Regions from separate parts of the Homo sapiens genome. Here region 2 is linked to region 1. The links are chromatin contacts, found by Hi-C or POLR2A ChIA-PET in ENCODE. All regions are on one chromosome and are shown on one strand. The core of a region is the stretch at or near the end of the contact, and the rest is flanking DNA. Distances in the headings are between cores, read along the strand shown. Region 1 holds the start of SNX15 (sorting nexin 15). Region 2 holds the start of SLC29A2 (solute carrier family 29 member 2).

Evidence for each region. Hi-C counts contacts between places; a loop is a spot of excess contacts on that map. ChIA-PET counts read pairs that join two places held with the same protein, here RNA polymerase II (POLR2A). Pooled maps may share reads with other maps.
Region 2: a loop to region 1 is called in a pooled map, with 5 times the contacts of the local background. The contact joins the promoter of SLC29A2 here to the promoter of SNX15 in region 1. A Hi-C loop is called at or near these places in 1 of 50 pooled maps. POLR2A ChIA-PET finds 5 or more read pairs at or near these places in 2 of 52 experiments (B cell and OCI-LY7).

The regions. Positions count from the first base shown.
Region 1 is chr11:65,026,023-65,029,157 of GRCh38, reverse strand. SNX15 (sorting nexin 15) reads right to left here and starts at 1,719. Exons shown (of 8, transcript NM_013306.5): 1 at 1,522-1,719. The coding sequence starts at 1,620. ARL2-SNX15 (ARL2-SNX15 readthrough (NMD candidate)) reads right to left here. Exons shown (of 11, transcript NR_037650.2): 4 at 1,522-1,840. It also overlaps the pseudogene EEF1A1P18. RefSeq lists a silencer at 1,588-1,757 and an enhancer at 1,607-1,901.
Region 2 is chr11:66,370,022-66,373,400 of GRCh38, reverse strand. SLC29A2 (solute carrier family 29 member 2) reads left to right here and starts at 1,641. Exons shown (of 12, transcript NM_001532.3): 1 at 1,641-1,838; 2 at 2,076-2,157. The coding sequence starts at 1,810. RefSeq lists a silencer at 1,186-1,945.

The DNA of each region.
Region 1 (3,135 bases), core at 470-2,969:
CACAAAAAAGCCACTGGGAAGACTTATTTTTATTTATTTATTTATTTATTTATTTATTTATATTTTTGAGACGGAGTCTCGCTCTGTCTCCCAGGCTGGAGTGCAGTGGCACAATCTCGGCTCACTGCAAGCTCCACCTCCCGGGTTCACTCCATTCTTCTACCTCAGCCTCCCGAGTACCTGGGACTACAGGTGCACGCTGCCACGCCCGTAAGTTTTTGTATTTTTAGTAGAGATGGGGTTTCACCATGGTAGCCAGGATGGTCTCGATCTCCTGACCTCGTGATCCGCCCGCCTCGGCCTCCCAAAGTGCTGGGATTACAGGCGTGAGCCACCGCGCCCGGCCACCACTGGGAAGACTTATAATAAAAGGTTACAGTTCCTTGCCACATCCTCCCCACCCCAGCCCCACCTCCAGTCTATCTTCCCAGGGACAATCTATTTATTTGCTTTTTTTTTTTTTTTTTTTAAAGTTGTGTGTGTGTCTGTATTTTAATATTGATCCGGGGTCTCACTATGTTGCCCAGGCTCGTCTTGAGCTCCTGAGCTCAAGCAATCTGCTGCCTCAGCCTCCCAAAGTGCTGGGATTTACAGGCATGAGCCACTGAGCCCGGCCTTATTTGCATTATTTTTAGGCATGGAAAAGACGTAAACGGTTTGGGGAAAGCATATTTTAAATAGCTAAGATTCTGCACTTAGATCACTTTGGAAGTGTCCTTATGTGCCTGCTTTGCTTTTAGAGTTAACTAATGCACCAGCTTAATAGTCGCCTGGTTGAAAATTCTAAAAGTACAAAAAATTTACAGTAAAAAGTCTTCCCCTAACTCCTGTCCCCAGTGACACAGTTCCTCTCCCTGGGGACCTTCCTTGTTACCAGTTCTTGTTATCATTCTACAGGTGTCCTGTTTTACTGTTTCATTTTTAATTATTGTCATGGTTTCCTCCATGTCTCTCTATAAATTGTGCTTATGATGTTGTTATCGCTTCATATATCAACTCTAGCCTATCTATCTTCCTGCTGTGACCTTGATATGGCGACTTACTCCTTAAGTCCTTCTGAACTGCATCAATTTTTTTCAACCACTGATCAGTATTATTTTTTGAAAAATTAAAAATGGTTAAACTCGTTAAAGGGAGTTTATGTAACATCAAACAAACCAATAAACAAAACTTACTCTACGAGAATGGAGTACTAATATTTGGATTAAACCAGAGTTTTCATGTTAATTTAGAGAAATTCACAGCCTGATGCCCAGACACTACACTCCGGGCGTGGGCATACACGCCTTGCCTGTCCGGGAACGGCCGTCAACGCCCTTTTAAAAAAGACAGCGCCCACCCAGGACCCCGCCCCCTGGTGGTTAAAGATGTAAACTAAGCCTCGTACTGCAACCTCCCCTTAAAGGGGAAACCCATTTCTGTCGTCTAAAAAGGGAGCAGTGGCTGCACCGCCTTTCCTTAAGGTAAAACTCGGCGCCCCTCTAGTTAAAAGGGTAAAGTACGCGCTGGGCCCCACCTCACCTGCGCGGTTACTTTGTACTCGGTGTAGCCCTTGGGGTGAGTCCTGGGGTCCGACACTGTGTAGTGCCGCAGGAAGTCATCCTTCGCCTGGCGGGACATGAAACCGAGCTGGAGCGGAGCGGAGCGCCGGCCTCCACCTCCTCGCCGTCCCCACCCCTCCGGCCCAGCCTCCGCCCGCCGCCGCCTCGCCAGGCCTGCGCTCTTCTTCCTCTGGCCTAGGGATTTTGTCGCAAGTGACAGCGCTGTTCCGATCCCGGGTGCGCGGCCAAGGGAGCGTCTGAAAAGTTCCTTCTCTGTGGTGAAGCGTAAACCCAGGTCACTGGAAAGATTGGTTGGGAAGGCTGGGATCACTCGTCTCATTTCTGCCGGGTGATCAAGCCCACCCTATCCAAGCGTAAACCCTTGTCACAGACTTCCAAACGACTTCTCCCCGCTTCCTAAATCCCTGCTTTCGTTCATCCACCCAACTCTTATTGTGTCCAGTATGTACAGGACAACGTCAAATTATTTCCCTGTCTCCCTCCACAGGATTCCCTAATTCATGTTTTCTGGAAAGTAGAGGAAGCAAAGAAGGTTGGAGAAGCAGGATGGTGTCATGGGCTCTGAGTCACGACTCTTACTAGCTGTAGGAGTTTCCCTTAACTACTCAGCCTCAGTTTCTCATCTGTAGAATGGAGATGTTTATAATAGAATCTGTGTAGGGCAGTGGAGCTTTTTTGCGATGGGTTTGCTGCCAGAACACAGGTGTCGTGAAAACCACCGTTAAATCAAAGCCAAAATGGGGGTTTGGCGCGGTGGTTCACGCCTGTAATCCCAGCATTTTGGGCAGTGGAGGCAGGTGGATCACTTGAGGTCAGGAGTTCAAGACCAGCCTGGCCAACATGGTGAAACCCCGTTTCTACTAAAAATACAAAAATTAGCTGGGCGTGGTGGCGCACGCCTGTAATTCCAGCTACTCCAGGGGCTGAGCTGGCTGATGGCTTCAGCCCAGGAGGTTGAGGCTGCAGTGAGCTGCAATCACACCACTGCACTCCAGCCTGGGCAACAGAGTGAGACTCCATCTCAAAAGAAAGGGAGCAGGGGAGGGAAAAGACTCAGCTCAACATCATCATCTGATTTGGGCAAGTCCAGCACTACTGGCCATCTGATCTACAAGTGTGGTGGGATCCACAAAAGAACCATCGACAATTTTGAGGAAGCTGCTGAGATGGGAAAGGGCTCCTTCAAGCATACCTGGGTCTTGGGTAAGCTGAAAGTTGAACGTGAGAGTGGTATCACCACTGATACCTCCCTGCTGGCAATTGAGACCAGCAAGTACTATGTGACCATCCTCAATGGCCCAGGATGCAGAGACTTTATCAAAAACCTGACCTCAGGCTAATTGTGCTGTCCTGATTGTTGCTGCTGGTGTTGATGAATTTGAAGCTGGTAATTCCAAGAATGGGCAGACGCGTGAGCACACCCTTCTGTCTTACACGCTGGGTGTGAAACTAATTGTTGGTGTTAACAAAATGGATCCCAATGAGCCACCCTAAAGAGGAGAGATGGGGGCCGGGCGTGGTGGCTCACGCCTGTAATCCCAGCAGTTTGGGAGGCAGAGGTGGGTGGATTAGG
Region 2 (3,379 bases), core at 392-2,891, 1.3 Mb before region 1:
CTGAAATGCCCTCATCCTCTCCCTTCACTGTCTCAACAAATTCAGTGCTCCCTAGCCTCCATTCTCAAGTCCTTCCTTCACAACCTGTGCCATAGCTGTGCTGCACCAGCGGCCTCGCTTTTCTTTAAATAACTCATTTTCCATAAATAAATTGATTTTTCAAAGAAAAGTTGATATCATAATCATAAATAGGAAACCAGTATGAGTAGCCCTGAAAATAAAGTTGCTATAAAAATAAATATAAGAAAAATACAAGTTAATAACTTTTGATAAAATTGTCAGCAGACCCTCTGAGGCTAACTGAGGGGAAGGGATGGGAAGGCAGATTAAGAAGTGTTAGCAACCTGTTAACACCCTTGACATATTCAGAGGCTTGAAAGAAAATGGGAAGAATAACTTTCTCTTTCGGTGTAATTTAATGCTGTCTCTGTTCTCCCTAAAATCACCTGCATTTTACTGCAACCACCCATTTATCACTCAACGGCGCTAGATGCTGCCAGTAAACCAATGGACCAGATAAGCACAGCCTCTGCCCCTACAGACTCTCAGTCGGCTGGAGGAAAAACATAAGCAACCTGGGAATGGCTATAAAATGTCATTGCTTAAGAAAATAGTTTGTGGCCGGGCGTGGTGGCTCACGCCTGTAATAGCAACATTTTGGGAGGCCGATGCGGGCGGATCACCTGAGGTCAAGAGTTCGAGACCAGCCTGGTCAAAAGATGAGTTCGAGACTAGACTGGCCACCTCTTCAGTAGAGCTGGTGAAGCCCCGTTTCTACTAAAAATACAAAAATTAACCGGACGTGGTGGCATGCGCCTGTAGTCCCAGCTACTCCTGAGGCTGAGGCACCAGAATCGCTTGAACCTGCCTGGGAGGGGGAGGTTGCAGTGAGCCAAGATCACGCCACTGCACTTCCGCCTGGGCGACAGAGCGACACTCAGTCTCAAAAAAACTAGTTTGTGTTTTGGAGCCTCTCACTTCTCCAGCGTCCCCGATACGCCCGGGGATTGCAGAGAACCCACACCTATTCGTAGATTATGAGAGTAGGAGCAAATTAATGATTTATAGTCTTTTCAAATTTTTTTTTTTAACAGAAAAAGAGTAGGGAGTTGAAAGTAATGCTGTTTTTTTCCAGGCACTCCCGGGGACCCAGCGCGGCGAAGCCCGCCAGGATCGCGGGCGACCTGTGGCAGCTCTGGTTCCCCCGCCCGGGCCCGGCTCGGGTTACGCTCTGGGCGGGGACTCCGCAGCGGCTCCCTAGTTAGGGGGCGCCCCGGTGGGTTCCAGCTTTAGGGGTCGCAGGAGCGGCTCTGGCATCACCTCGGAGCTGACGAAGCGGGAAGAGCCCCGCACCAGTGCTGCCCCTACAGAGCTCTCGGCGGGGGGTGGAGGTGAGGTTACACCTCGTCCCTACCCCCGCCTTCCCCTCCGCCGCAGGGATCCGGGACCCGCCCCCGCGGAGAGGACGGGGGGCTGCGGGGAGGGGCTGTGCGGGGAGCGGGCGGGTTCCGCAGGCCCCTAGGTGGGGCGGGGCCCGAGCCAGAGTCGAGTCCCTGAGGCGGGTGGGGGAAGGAGAGACGGGTGGCGCGACCCTCTGTCCCCGCCTCGGGGCGGAGCCCAGGTCCCAGCCTGCGGAGCGCGAGACACGCCGAAATCCGCCCGAGGCTACCTGTGCGACTCCAGCCGCCCTGCACCGGAATCTGGGGAGACCCGCCCCCCGCCCCACCGGTCTGCGGCCCTCCGCCCCAGCGCAGGTGCAGGTGCGGCTTCTCTGCCCCTTTCACCCCAGGCGCATCCGCCGCGGCGGCCATGGCGCGAGGAGACGCCCCGCGGGACAGGTGAGTGGGCCCGGGTGCGTTGCAAGTGGCCGGGGGCGTTGCAGACCCGCTCCCTGAAGGCGCTCCGAGGCTCAGAGAAGACCGGATCGAACTACAATTCCCATCAGCCGACTCCCTCGGCCGCCGGAACCGGGGTGATCGGGGTTGTAGTCCGCTCCGGAGGGGGTGGCCTGGGAGGCGGGAGGGCCTGCGGAGGCGGGTGCGTCCTCGGGGTGACCTTCCCACCGATCCCCACAGCTACCACCTGGTCGGGATCAGCTTCTTCATCCTGGGGCTGGGCACCCTCCTTCCCTGGAACTTCTTCATCACCGCCATCCCGGTGAGACTCCTGGCGGCGTGGCAGCCTCGTGGCCACAGCCAGCACCCCTCCCTCCAGCCCTTTGGATGAAGCTTAGCGGGCGCTTCCTCACCGCGCACCTGTGACCCCTCGTTGAGCTCATTATGGGCTGAAGCTCGGAGAGGGGAATGCTTCCCCCGTGGCTAGGAAAGTAGAACTTCAGCAATGCCCACATCTCAGAGGGGCAAGGCCACCAGCCCACAGGGTCTGGAATGAGCAAAGGCGCTGCCACCCCTCTCTGTGTGTCGTTATTCCTGAGTCAGTCACCCCAAAAGTCGGTTATCGAACGTTTGATTTTCTTTGAAATACCATGAATTTCATTCATTCACTCATTCATTCAACAAACTTTTTTTTTTTTTTTTTTTTTGAGACAGAGTCTGGCTCTTTCGCCCAGGCTGGAGTGCAGTGGCGCCATCTCGGCTCACTGCAAGCTCCGCCTCCCGGGTTCACGCCATTCTCCTGCCTCACCCTCCCGAGTAGCTGGGACTACAGGCGCCCGCCGCCACGCGCGGCTATTTTTTTTTGTATTTTTAGTAGAGACGGGGTTTCACCGTGTTAGCCAGGATGGTCTCGATCTCCTGACCTCGTGATCCTCCCGCCTCGGCCTCCCAAAGTGCTGGGATTACAGGCGTGAGCCACCGTGCCCAGCCTCATTCAACAAACTTTTAATGTGCATCTACTGTGGAGCAGGCACTGGGGACACAGGAGGAAACAGCAGGGAGGCTCTTCAGGGAAGGCAGAAATGTGGGGTTTGCATTGTCTTTGGGACCGGGTTATTCATCTGTATTCACTGCAACAACTTTGCAAATGCTTCTTGGGTACTGGCTCTGTGCTGGGCCCTGGAAACCCAGAGATGAATCAGCCCCTGGGCTTGAGAGCAAGAGGGGGCCAAAGAGCTATTAATAATGTAACATGATGCGTGACATTCCAGGCTTGCAGCAGAGTGCAGTGGGTCCCCAGGGGAGGGAGAAAGTTCCTTCTGCTTCATGGAAGAGGAGATTTGTAAATTGGGAGTAGGGTAGGCAAAGTGCATGTGGAGGGGTGTGGTCAGTAGGGCATTCCAGGCCGAGGCGACAGCCATGCCAAAGGCAGGCAGGCAAGAGACGATCAGCCTGTTTAGAGGGAGATCCACAGCCAGGGCTGCCTGGAGCTTAGCAGGATGGAGCAGAAGATGGGGCACAAAGGGAGACTAGGATCTGATTCT